Linked DNA regions of Homo sapiens: region 1 is linked to region 2. A link is an interaction called in ENCODE POLR2A ChIA-PET data of the cell type or tissue named here. Cell type or tissue: Caco-2. All regions are shown on one strand. Each heading gives the region's core, and the rest is flanking DNA. Links, peaks and the distances in the headings are about the cores only.

Evidence for each region. ChIA-PET counts read pairs that join two places held together with the same protein. Peaks named below come from ENCODE experiments on the same cell type or tissue, not always from the same donor. Only the 100,000 strongest peaks of a DNase experiment are listed, where the experiment ranks them.
Region 1: POLR2A ChIA-PET joins it to region 2 with 7 read pairs; 2 of 35 experiments call an interaction of 5 or more read pairs at or near these places.

Annotation. Positions count from the first base shown.
Region 1 is chr15:64,118,220-64,123,219 of GRCh38, reverse strand. It overlaps SNX1 (sorting nexin 1), which reads right to left. Exons shown (of 15, transcript NM_003099.5): 3 at 4,976-5,000; 4 at 4,366-4,432. Among named protein-coding and RNA genes, the nearest start is that of SNX1, 25 kb to the right of the region's middle. In Caco-2, for the core only: no CTCF peak of the experiment used is centred there; no DNase peak of the experiment used is centred there.
Region 2 is chr15:64,212,220-64,220,691 of GRCh38, reverse strand. It overlaps CSNK1G1 (casein kinase 1 gamma 1), which reads left to right. Exons shown (of 12, transcript NM_022048.5): 5 at 3,979-4,130; 6 at 6,568-6,802. Among named protein-coding and RNA genes, the nearest start is that of PPIB, 53 kb to the right of the region's middle. In Caco-2, for the core only: no CTCF peak of the experiment used is centred there; a DNase peak (open chromatin) is centred at 3,501.

The DNA of each region.
Region 1 (5,000 bases), core at 1-5,000, 96 kb after region 2:
TCCACAAAGCAGCACTGGATACTGACAATCCATCAGTTGTTACCATGCCAATATTTGGGCTGGTTACACACATCTGTCCAAAACCAAACAATTCTCTTGCTGTATAAAGCAGGAGGAGAAGGAAGCAACTGATATAAAAGGAAACAAGTAGTTCTACCCTAGGCTAGCTCTGGGCTCGATTTGCTCTTTCAGAAATATCGTCACAACCCCCTCCATTGGTGCCGGGGGGGACACTGACCTCTCTGATCTAGCATGTTCACCAAGAGCAAAGGGTCTGGCAGGAAGACACTTTGGCTGCCTAATGTCACACAAATCTCCCTTTCCTGGAGCAATTATTTTTATGAAGAAGTCTTTGACTGTTAAATAATTTGGGATTCAAGCTATTGTTTTTCTCTGTGGTGATGTCCTGACCTAGACCACTTAAGGAGATAAAGATGCCATTGATATCCTGAGCACTGAAAAGACATATTCTGGAATCCAAACAGACACAGCTCCAGTGCTGGACTATGGTGTTTGGGGTTGGTTTTGTTCCCTGCCTCCCCCACCCTTGATTCCTTCCCACATCAAACCGGAAAACCTAGGTCAACAGTTACCAGCTGCTTAAGCCCCTGAACTGGTTCTGGGGTGAGGGGTGAGGGGCCAAGGGAAGGAAGAGCAGGCAGTACTGGATCAGCAGCTTCCCACATTACAACTTGGTTTCAGTAAGATGGCTGGAAATGCCTGCTTTTTGAAAAATTTACCAAGAATTTGAAGATTACACAGGAATACAGGGCTTGTCTGCTATACTTCCCCAGCCCCTACCAAAAGGGTGTATATAAAACAGAAACCATAAGCTAAACTTTAGAAATTATTTTATACTGATTACCAACTTTAGTTCTCTTCTAAACCACCTTATTAACATTACCCAATACTACTAAGGATGTTTACTACTGATAAAAGAAAAAAAAAAAAGAAATCTAAGTTTATTTTATAGAAGTAATATTCAAAATTTCATTCACAGCAGAATAGTTATGGTCAAATGTCCAAGAAGTCAATCCCATAATTTAGTGCCTGCAGTTAAGAAAGTCTAAATGCAAACACAGAGAAAACAGAAAAGCAGGATCTTCAGATATTTTGTTTCTCAGCTGCTTTTACTTAGGCAATGTACATGAAAAGAGACATACTGCATGTACATAGAGAGCACACAGATCTGCAAATAAGCTAGTAATACAAGGTTTTAAATTTACGTAAATTTCCAGAATAATTTCAGAGTTGAAGATAACATATGCAAATTACCAAGGCTCTAAAAAGCATATCCTGGTAAAAGTTGAATTCTAAATTATTTAGACGTGTGCAGGAACAAGAAGCACATGTTGAATAAACAGCCCACACAAACAGAATGCGTTGTTATAAAGATCAGGCCTTGAATATGAAAATATTTTAATTAGCTGGTTTCTTGGCATCAACATGACTAAGAATCTAGACTACAGGGCAAGGAGGTGAAAACTTATCACCAAGAGTGATTTGTGTTTAAATGCATCTGATCCATGGGCTGTTTAAATTACTCTCTGTAATGGGATAAATTGTGTCCCCTTCAAAATAGGTACATTTTACGTTCTAACTCCCAGTTCCTCAGAATGTGATCTTACAGGGTCTTTACCGATGTAACTGAGTTAAAATGAAGACATTAGGGTGGGCCCTACTCCACTCAGGTTGGTGTCCTTATTTGTTAAAGAGGGAATGTGCACACAGAGATAGACATGCATAGAGGGAAGGCAATGTGGAGACGCTTAGGAAGGATGCCACATGACAGCAAAGGCAGAGACTGAAGTGATGCATCGACAAGCCGAGGAAGGCCTGAGACTGCCAGAAGCTGGGAGAGAGGCATGAACAGTCCTTCCCTAGCACCTTCACAGGGAGAATGGCCTGCCGACACCAGGATTTGAGATTTCTGGCCTCCAAAACTGTGAGAAATTTCTGTTGTTTTAACCAGTTTGTGGTACTTTGCTACAGCAGCCTTAGGAAACCAGTATGTTCCCTCTCCTGGTTCAGACATCATGACTTATTACATTTTAAGAGAATAAGTGCCATTCATTCATCTTATTCCACCAAGGATTTAAAGCGGTGAATAACTAGCTTAAAATTAATGTGTTTATAGACTATCCATAAATATTAGAGAAGCAAGAGAGAATCTAGACATATAATCCAAAGTCCTGGTCCAGGATCTATCATGGGCCACACTGTGCCCTACCAGGAAAGCTACTTCCTTTTTGGTCCTCAATTTCCTTTTCTGTTAGATGACAGAACTGTGTAAGACGCTCAAAAACATCCTACCAGTCCAACAGTCTGGGAAAAGTAAAACTCAACAGTTCAAATTAAAAAAAAATTTTTTTTCTTTTTGAGACAGGATCTCACTCTGTTACCCAACGTGGAGTGCAGTAGTATTACCTCAGCTCACTGCAGCCTTGACCTTCCAGGCTCAAATGATCCTCCCACCTCGGCCTCCCAAGTACGTGGGACTACAGGCATGTACCGCCATGCCTCTGTAATTTTTTATTTTTTTGTAGAGACAGGGCTAATTTTTTACTTTTTGTAGAGTCATGGTCTTGCCATGTTGGGCAGGCTGGTCCTGAACTCCTGGGTTCAAGTGATCCTCCTGCCTTGGCCTTCCAAACTGCTGGGATTACACATGTAAGCCACTGCACCTGGCCTAAAATCAATAGTTTAATGACCACCATTTTGGCCAGAGACCAGGTTAGGCAACATGGTGAAACCCTGTCTCTACAAAAAATATAAAAAAATTAGCCAGGCATGGTGATGCACATCTGTAGTCCCAGCTACTCAGGAGGCTGAGGTGGAAGGATCACCTGAGCCTGGGGAAGTCGAGGCTGCAGTGAGCTGTGATCATACCACTGCACTCCAGCCTGGGTGACAGAGTGAGACCCCGTCTCAAAAAAAAAAAAAAAAAAAAAAAGACAACCATTTTGGCATAAAGTCTAACAAGTTCCTGTCCCTAGTACCAAACAGACCAAGAGTTGAGAATTACATTTGTCCTCTTAACTGTATAAACACCACTCCTGTTTAGGAAGACAGGTTCTGTATAGCCTCTTCCATAAGGGACTATAGCTAGAACAAGGAAAGATGAGGCCTATTGTTCTCCACTCAGGGATAACTCTTGCAAGCTTGGTAGAGGGGAAAGCCATCCTAAAAATCCAAGTCCAGACAAAGTTAAGTGTTATGCTTTTTGAAGATCTAACTTCAATTTTGAGTACAATTCAACTTGGATCCCACAGATAGACTTCCCCACCTCATAAGGTTATCAAAAGTATGTGTATAAATGAGAGTTTCAAACTTCTTGAGGGAAAAAATAAGTTCAGTGTCCCTCAATTTTAGAACATGTATTTTTTAGGGTGCTTACATTGGATTTACTATCTCAAAAGACAGTAAAATGGTCTTATCAACTCTGAAGGAGAAGATAATGTTTTTTGTGTGTGTGTGTGTGTTTTTTTTTTTTTTTAAGACACAGTCTTGCTCTGTCACCCAGGATGGAGGGCAGTGGCATGATCTCAGCTCACTGCAGCCTCCACCTCCCGGGTTCAAGCGATTCTCTGGCCTCAGCCTCCTGAGTAGGTGCGATTATAGGCGCACACCACCATGCCTGGTCAATTTTTGCATTTTTAGTATAGATGGGGTTTCACCATGTTGGCCTGGCTGAACTCCTGACCTCAAGTGATCTGCCTGCCTTGGCCTCCCAAAGTGCTGGGATTACAGGTGTGAGCCACCATGGCTGGCCTGTTGGGGTTTTTAAAAAGAGACTCTAGCTGGGTGCGGTGGCTCATGCCTGTAATCTCGGTGCTTTAAGAGGCTAAGGCAGGAGGATCACTTGAGGCCAGGAGTTTGAGACCAGCCTGGGCAACATAGCAAGACCCCATCTCTTAAAAAAAGAATTAGTCGGCATGGTAGCACGTGCCTGCAGTCCCAGCTACTTGGGCGGCTGGGGTGGCTCAGGCGGGAGGACTGCTTGAGTCCAGGAGCTGGAGATGATAGTGAGCTATGATAGTGCTACTGTGCTCCATTCTGGGTGACAAAATGAGGCCTTGTCTCTAAAAAACAAAAAACCAAAAGAATAAAAATAAAAAGGGATTCTAGTAGTATTTGATGACTCTGATTTTTCTTCCTGAAGCCAAGAAAAGACTGACTAACGCATTGAGTAACAGCAGTCTCTGGCCTTAGAAACATAGCAAGGGGTCTACTTTTACAGAAAAGATACTAATGAAGTACTTCACATTGGCTAGTTCAACTCTGGGGGTAGCCATCCTGAAATTAGCTACCTATGCTTTCCACAGCCACATCCTAACATCACAAGGAGTCCTAAGAACCACTTACCTATCTTCTCAGGATCAGTTATACCGACTGTCAAATCAAATTGATCCTCCTGTTCTTCTTCCTCTAGCTTTTTCAAGAAAAGACAAATCATGAGAGTTGATATGAAAAAAAAAGCTATCAATTTTACCCTGTAATAACCTTATACCAATCTAATAAAATCAAGATGTATCCTTCAGTGTTCAGCTTTTGTCCATTCCCAACAATCCCAATGTACCAACTCTCAAAATTTTAAATTAGGAGCCAGCTTACAAGTCTTTGTTACATGTATCCCCTTAAAATCTTATTTTGATGACAATGAATAACTGCCAGATTTAGAAAGACTTGCCTCTTGCAGGCTAGGAAGGGAGTGAGGAGAAACTATACTCCTGAATGTGGAAGCTTCGCACACTAAGTATCTTTAGTAACCACTGAAAGCCTTCGTGCTCTCTGGGCAATAGATACTCTGCTCAAGAAAGACTCCTGTATTGGATTCTGGCTGTCCATTAACCATAAAGATCTCCTTCAAGAGTAACAAATATTTTCTCAAGGTTCATACTCAACTACACTTCAGACTGGCCGTACACAGTCCTCAATATCTAAAAGCGATAAGACCAAGAGCACAGATCCTCACCTCCTCATAGGTTGGCTGGGGCTTC
Region 2 (8,472 bases), core at 1,391-6,390:
GCTACTCAGGAGGCTGAGGCAAGAGTAAAACTAAAAACAAAATTAGCTGAGTCTGTAGTCCCAGCTACTCAGGAGGCTGAGGCAAGAGAAAAGCTTGAACCCAGGAGGCGGAGGTTGCACTGATCTAAGATCATGCAACTGCACTCCAGCCTGGGCAGCAGAGCAAGACTCTGAATAAAAAAAAAAAAAAGAGTTATACACTCATTTCTGCTTCCATCTCATTGGTCTTTCCTAATTGTCAAGGGAGACTGGAGTTATAACTGGGCAAGTTGCTATTTGCAACAATTAGAAGTTCTGGGCCAGGCATGGTGGCTCATGCCTATAATACCAGCACTTTGGGAGGCTGAGTTGGGTGGATCACTTGAGGTCAGGAGTTCAAGACCAGCCTGACCAGCAAGATGAAGCTTCGTCTTTACTAAAAATACAAAAATTATCCAGGCATGGTGGCAGGTGCCTGTAATCTCAGCTACTCAGGAGGCTGAGGCAGGACAATGGCTTGAACCCAAGAGGCGGAGGTTGCAGTGAGCTGAGACCACGCCACTGCATTCCGGCCTGAGCAACAGAGCAAGACTCTGTCTCAAAAAAAAAAAAAAAAGTTATGTTATTTTAAAAGAAGGGGAGGCTGGGCGTGGTGGCTCACACCTGTAATGCCAGCACTTTGAGAGGCCAAGGCAGGCAGATCACGAGGTCAGGAGATCGAGACTATCCTGGCCAACATGGCGAAATCCCATCTCTACTAAAAATTTAAAAATTAGCTAGGTGTGGTGGTACGTGCCTGTAATCCCAGCTACTTGGGAGGCCGAGGCACGAGAATCACTTGAACTCAGGAGGTGGAGGTTGCATTGAGCTGAGATCGTGCCACTGCACTCCAGCCTGGCAACAGAGCGAGACTCTGTCTCAAAAAAAAAAAAAAAGAAAAGAAAAGAAAAAGAAAAAAAGAAGGGGAGAGGCATCCCTGTAATCTTAGCACTTGGGAGGTCAAAGCAGGAGGATCAGTTGAGCCCAGAAATTCAAGACCAGCCTGGACAACATAGTGGGAGCTCATCTCTGGAAAAAATTTAAGAAACTAGCCCGATGTGGTGTCATGTGCCTGTGCTCCCAGCTGTTTGGGAGGCTGAGGCAGGAGGATTGCTTGGTCCCAGGAGGTCGAGGCTGCAGTGAGCCATGGTCATACCACTGCCCTCCAGCCTGGGTGACACAGTGAGACACTGTCTCAAAAGAAAAAAGGAGAGGGAGAATGGATATTGGGCATGCAAACAACAGGCGCTGCCACAACCTGCTTTGAAGAATATAATATTTATATTAGGAAAATAACATTTTAGTGGCATTAAATCCTTATATAGGACATAAATTTAAAAGATCCCCAAACTGCATTTACCATGTGTCTGATTAATAAAAGCAGTAAATCTCTAGGACAGAGTGTTCTGCTTTGGATGTCTCAGCAGGAGTCATTGGAAACAACTAGTTGGGTTTTATATATTTTTAAAAAGCTGAAAAATGACTTCTTCAAAACAACCGGGAAAAAAAGACTCTTTGGGGCCTGGTGTGGTGGCTCACGCCTGTAATCCCAGCACTTCGGGAGGCTGAGGCGGGCGGATCACCTGAGGTCAGGAGTTTGAGGCCAGCCTGGCCAACATGGGGGAACGCTGTCTCTACTAAAAATACAAAAATTAGCTGGGCGTGGTGGTGTGCACCTGTAATCCCAGCTACTCAGGAGGCTGAGGCAGGAGAATGGCTTGAACTCGGGAGGCGGAGGTTGCAGTGAGTCGAGATGGCGCCAGTGCACTCCAGCCTGGGCTACAGAGTGAAACTCCATGTAAAAAAAAAAAAAAAAAAAAACACTTCAAATTAAATCCTTTTCTCTTTTGGAGATAGGGAGAATCAAGACAACAACAAAAACAATTGAACAGATATTTATTGAACTAGCAGGAGTAACATATGTTAGAGGATACAAGCTAGGAATAAACATATTTAAAGAAAATGTTCAAGTTGTTTAGGATTTAGGCCGGGCATGGTAGCTCTCGCCTGTAATCCCAGCATTTTGGGAGGCTGAGGTGGATGGATCACTTGAAGTCGGGAGTTCGAGAGCAGCCTGGCCAACATGGCAAAACCCTGTCTCTCCAAAAAATGCAAAAAAAAATTGGTGGACACCATGCCTGTAATCTCAGCTACTTGGGAGGCTGAGGCGCAAGAATTGCTTGAACCCAGGAGGCGGAGGTTACAGTGGGCCAAGATTGCGCCACTATACTCCAGCCTGGGTGACAGAATGAGACTCTGTCTAAAAAAAAAAAAAAGTTGTTTAGGATTTAATGAATCAAGATAGACTAATACAATATATGAAATAGTTATTAATTCCAAATATGTGAGACCTACCCTCGAGAGAAGTATGTGTTAGATGTACATCTGTCTATATCCCACCCATAGAAATAAAAAGGGAATGGGGCTGGACACAGTAGCTCATGCCTGTATTCCCAGCACTTTGGGAGGCCAAGGAGGGAGGATTGCTTGAGCTTGGGAGTTGTTCAGGACCAGCCTGAGTAACATAGTGAGACCCCATCTCTATAAAAAATCAAAAATTTAGTCTGGTGTGGTAGAGCGAGCCTACAGTCCCAGCTGCTACTTGGGAGGCTGAGCTGGGAAGATCGCGTTAGTCCGGGAGGCAGAGATTGCGAGCCGAGATCTTACCACTGCACTCCAGCCTGGGTAACACTGAGACCTTGTCTCAAGTTAAAACACTTAGAGGCAGAAGCAAACAATAATCTACAACATATGCAACTGTAGACCACTATATACATAAATATATAAGATGGGAATGTTTCTGCTCTGTGAAACCAGATAATTTTTTAAGTGTTCTATAATCTTTTTTTTTTTTTTTTGAGATGGAGTCTCGCTCTGTCACCCAGGCTGGAGTGCAGTGGCGCCATCTCAGCTCACTGCAACCTCCGCCTCCTGAGTTCAAACGATTCTCCTGTCTCAGCCTCCTGAGTAGCTGGGACTATAGGTGCGTGCCACCATGCCCAGCTAATTTTTGTATTTTCAGTAGAGACAGTTTCACCATGTTGGCCAGGCTGGTCTCAAACTCTTGACCTTGTGATCCACTCACCTCAGCCTCCCAAAGTGCTGGACTTACAGGCATGAGCCACTGCGCCTGGCGTCTGTAATCCTATTTAATATCTACTATTCTCATGGTACCAGTTATATATTTAGTGAATGCCTCATATTTACAATGCACTTTATAAAGGAAATTCATTCACAATTTGCCACTTAGGTGAGAAAGTCTGGATTTTGGCTTCTTAATAGTTATGAATTTCAAATCTGGGGAAAACCCAGCCTTGTGTTTTTTCCCCCTTTTCCTTTCATCAGCACTTATCAGCAACCAAACACTAAGTGTCTGTTGACTTTTCTCCAGCTGATAAAAAACAAAAAACTATAGAGACTCCCTGTGAAAAGAGGGCCAGTTGTGCTGGCCTGGGGCCAGGCTGCACGCTCTGTGACCTTGCCTCTTCAGTCTGAGTTGTCCATAGGGCAACAGTTCCAAATAGCCCATGTGGCTATGGCAGTAAGCATAGAGAGTGCTCATGAACCAGATAATGTAACAAGTTATGTTAGCCTGGCCTTTGAGCTCAGTGAGCCATCCTTTGAGCCTTTTATGATACTGCACTTTCAGGCATCCTTTTGGGAAGATCCAATGGATCAGGGACCATTCTCTATCTTATAGCAGTGGAAATGTTTTTGGCACTGTGGTATTAAATAACTACTCATTTGAACGTATTGTGCAATGACTTAGCCTTTCCCATCATTATTAGTTCCCATTGAAGCTGTTGTGCTCAGTTTGAGTTTCCAGTAGGGACTATGAAAGAAAATGGAAATCTCACAAATTGTACTTTTAAAAATATTTTATTCAGTGCTAATACTGTTATCTCATATTTTGGCTTTTGTGTCTCCCACTGTATACCCCCATTTCCCCTCTGCTTTCAGGTGAAGGTCTCCCACAGGTGTATTACTTTGGACCATGTGGGAAATATAATGCCATGGTGCTGGAGCTCCTTGGCCCTAGCTTGGAGGACTTGTTTGACCTCTGTGACCGAACATTTACTTTGAAGACGGTGTTAATGATAGCCATCCAGCTGGTAAGTTGGAATTGCTCTTCTAGAAGAGAATAAGCTGGTTCCTCAGCCACATCCTTGTGGGCCTTTTGGTGATTTACTAGCCGTAGCAACACATCAAGAATTAGTACTCACAGGCTTGATGGCATTCTGGGAAGCTGGCTGGGGCAAAAAGGGTAAATTCAGAGAAGTCACACTACATCTGCAATTTGCTCTATTTTAAGACTTTGCACCTTGGAGCAATGCTCTGCCCTTAACTGAAGAGGAAGTATATAATTTAGATTAGGGAGAAAGAGGTCGATTAGATGGAGTTGTAAAAATGTGAATAATTTATTTGATTTTGTTTTGTTTTGTTTTTCATTTTTGAGACAGGGTCTCTGTCACCCAGGCTAGAGTACAGTAGCATGATCATAGCTCAGTGCAACCTCAAACTCCTAGGCTCAAGTGATTCTCCTGCCTCAGCCTCTCCAGCAGCTAGGACTGCAGGTGCCATGCCAGCTCATTTAAAAAAAAAAAAGTGTTTTGGAGACAGACTCCCACTATGTTGCCCAGGCTTGTCTAAACTGGTCTCAAGCAGTCCTCCCACCTCGGCCTCCCAATGTGCTAGGATTACAGGCATGAACCACTGCACCCAGCCTATTTATGTGTTTTAAATATAGCTGTAAGGTTTTGTCATGTCCTATCTCTCCCTTCACTGTTGCAACCAAGAAAAGATTGATGTTATAACCCATTGCACTAACACTCAGATTCAAAATTGTGTGACTAGGAATTTGCTGTAGTTCTCAGGCCTCCAGTTCTCTCAGAGACAAATTTCAGCTGAAGAGGCAGCTCTTGTAGCTCCTACCAAATTATACACAAATACCAGTTTAAGAAGCAGTTCCAACAGTTCCTTTGAGAAGTTTGTCACAAGCCCTTTGGGGAAGGATGCAAATATATCTTCATTTGTTTAAAATGGTAATGGTCTCTCCCACTGTCCTATAAAAATTTGGAAATGTTAGATAATTGACTTTGACTTTTGAGCCCCAAATTCAAATATCTGAGCTTCTCTTTCTCTACTAAAAGTTAGTAGAAAAGGGCTGGGAATGGTGGCTCACGCCTGTAATCCCAGCACTTTGGGAGGCCAAGGTGGGCGGATCATGAGGTCAGGAGATCGAGACCATCCTGGCTAACGCAGTGAAACCCCATCTCTACTAAAAATACAAAAAATTAGCTGGGCGTGGTGGCGAGCGCCTTTAGTCCCAGCTACTCAGGAGGCTGAGGCAGGAGAATGGCGTGAACCCAGGAGGTGGAGCTTGCAGTGAGCCGAGATCGTGCCACTGCACTCCAGCCTGGGCGACAGAGCAAGACTCCATCTCAAAAAAAAAAAAAAAAAAAAAAAAAAGTTAGTAGAAAAGCTTAGTAGATAGAAATACTTAATAAAATTTGAAATGCTTTTATGATTATTATTTTTGGTTATATTTAACTTAACATAAAAACTATAGCCCTGGCCAGGCATGGTGGCTCGTGTCTATAATCCCAGCACTTTGTGAGGCTGAGGTGGGAGGGTCACTTGAGGCCAGGAGTTTGAGACCAGCGTAGGCAACATAGACCCCATCTCTACAAAAATAATCTGAAAATAAATTTAAAACAACAACGATGAACTGTTTCGGCCAGGCATGGTGGCTCATGCCTGTAATCCTAGCATTTTGGGAGGCCGAGGAGGACGGATCACCCAAGGTCAGGAGTTTGAGACCAGTGTGGCCAACATGGTGAAACCCTGTCTCTACTAAAAATACAAAAATTAGCCAGGCATGGTGGCATGTGCATGTAATCCCAGCTACCCGGGAGGCTGAGGCACGAGAATTGCTAGAACCCAGGAGGCTGAGGCTGCACTCCACCCTGGGTGACAGAGCAAGACTCCGTCTCAAAAATAATAATAATAATAATGAACTGTTTCCCTGTCTCTGCTGCTAATTAGCTATGTGATGTCAGGCCAGTATTAACTTCTCTGGGCCTCACAACATCGAAAACTGGGTTGGGTAGTCTTGTCCAAATAAGCATAAGAAGATGTGGGCAGAAGGTGAATGTAGCAGTGGCATTTGTCTCAAAGGTCACCAACAGTTTGATATCCTACCTGGGAATACTTCTTTTGTCTCAAATGCTTAATTTTCTGACGTAGCATATAAACAACTGATTTCATTTGTCATTTGCAAATTGTGACATTATGAGGTAAAATTGAGCTATCATTTTAGCAGACCTGTACTATCCCACTTTTTTTCCTAGTCTTGATATTTGTTGTGTACGTATTTATAGCAAAATATTTTTTTGTTTACAAGTCAGTGAAGTGACTCAGGGCGGTGAAAGGAGATGAATTTTACTGTTATTTCAATAATTAAAACCTTGGTCTGGCTAAAGAAACTGTTTTGATGTATTTTCCTGATATACTTCTTTACAGTCTTTCTATCATTTGTTTCTCTTTCAGCTTTCTCGAATGGAATACGTGCACTCAAAGAACCTCATTTACCGAGATGTCAAGCCAGAGAACTTCCTGATTGGTCGACAAGGCAATAAGAAAGAGCATGTTATACACATTATAGACTTTGGACTGGCCAAGGAATACATTGACCCCGAAACCAAAAAACACATACCTTATAGGGAACACAAAAGTTTAACTGGAACTGCAAGATATATGTCTATCAACACGCATCTTGGCAAAGGTGTGTTTTTTTCTGTTCCATGAAAGGGGCGAGTCATTAGAACAGTTTATTATTTCTGTAACATTATATCCCCATTGTGCATTACAACTTGTGGTTTTTATTGTTTCACAAGGTTGAGTGATTTTTATACATGAGAAGTTGAGATGGTAAGTTAATGACTTTTCAAAGAATCCTATAGACTATGCATAGGTTCTTAATTCTTTACACTGTTTCCAAATGTTTAGTTTCTGAGCAGTGTGAGTACTTGAATTATTGTAAAAAGAGGATAGCATTTTAATGAGTTTAGTAATGAATTTGGTATTTACTTATGTATGACCCTATATATGATAGTCCTGAAGAGGACATCAGGCTGGGTCAGCGGTGGGGAAGAGTGCCTCACTAAAAATGGAGTAGACTTCTGTTCACTGCACATAGTTCTGCACAGAAGTCTTCAAGGAAGAGCTTCTGTCTTATTCAGTGAAAATATACTTGGTTTACCATTAGTCTTGCAATTTACTCAGGATAAACAACCTGCACAAATATTGTTAAATGCTCTAATCAAGGCAGAAGACCTTACCTGTGAGGAACTAGCCCAAGGGGGAGAGTATTTGTCAGAGAAGCCTAAGGAACAGTGGGGAGACCAAGCAGGCAGAGCCCTAGGCTTATCCACTTCAAAAAAGCCTCCCTTTTTTATGTTTCATATATTGGGCTTCCATGGAAGATTCTATTTGAAGAAAAGACTCCTAGGTGATTGAAAAAAACATGTTTGAAAATCAACATTCTAGAGAGTAGACAAGCAGAATATTCTCAGATTCCATACTCCTAGGCAGAAATAATTATAAAATATTCTTAAATATTAGTGAACTATTGCACACTAAGATGTATTTTATTTTATTTATTTTTTTGAGATGTAGTCTCGCTCTATCACCCAGGCTGGAGTGCAGTGGCACGATTTCGGCTCACTGCAACCTCTGCCTCGCGGGTTCAAGCAATTCTCCTGCCTCAGCCTCCCGAGTAGCTGGGATTACAGGCATGCATCACCACACCTGGCTAATTTTTGTCCTTTTAATAGAGACGGGATTTCACCATGTTGGCCAGGCTGGTCTTGAACTCCTGGCCTTAAGTGATCTGCCTGCCTCGGCCTCCCAAAGTGCTGGGATTACAGGTGTGAGCCACCGTGCCCAGCATATTTATTTTATTTTTAGAGACAGAATCTCACTCTCACTCAGGCTGGAGTGCAGCAGTGTGATCATAGCTCACTATAACCTCAGTCACCTGAGCTGGAGAGATCTTTCTCAGCCTCAGTAGCTAGGGTTACAGGCGCATGCCATCATGCCCAGCTAACTTCTAAATTTTTTTATAGAGATAGAGTCTCACTGTGTTCCCCAGGCGGGTCTCAAACTCCTGGTTTCAAGAGATCCTGTTGCCTCAGCCTCCCAACACACTGGGATTATAGATGTGAGCCACCATGCCTGGCCTGCACATTAATAAGTATTTTAAAGACTAATGTAATATCTACTAAGTTCCCTCATTGAGTAAACTACACAGGTTATTCACCTGAGGAATTCAAGTGATAGTGAAGAGTAAAAAATGGCATTACAAAGTAGTATGATACAATTCGATTTGAAATTATGATGTTATCAAGATTTTTTCAGTAACCACATGGAAATCCTCACTTAAGTAAATGTAAT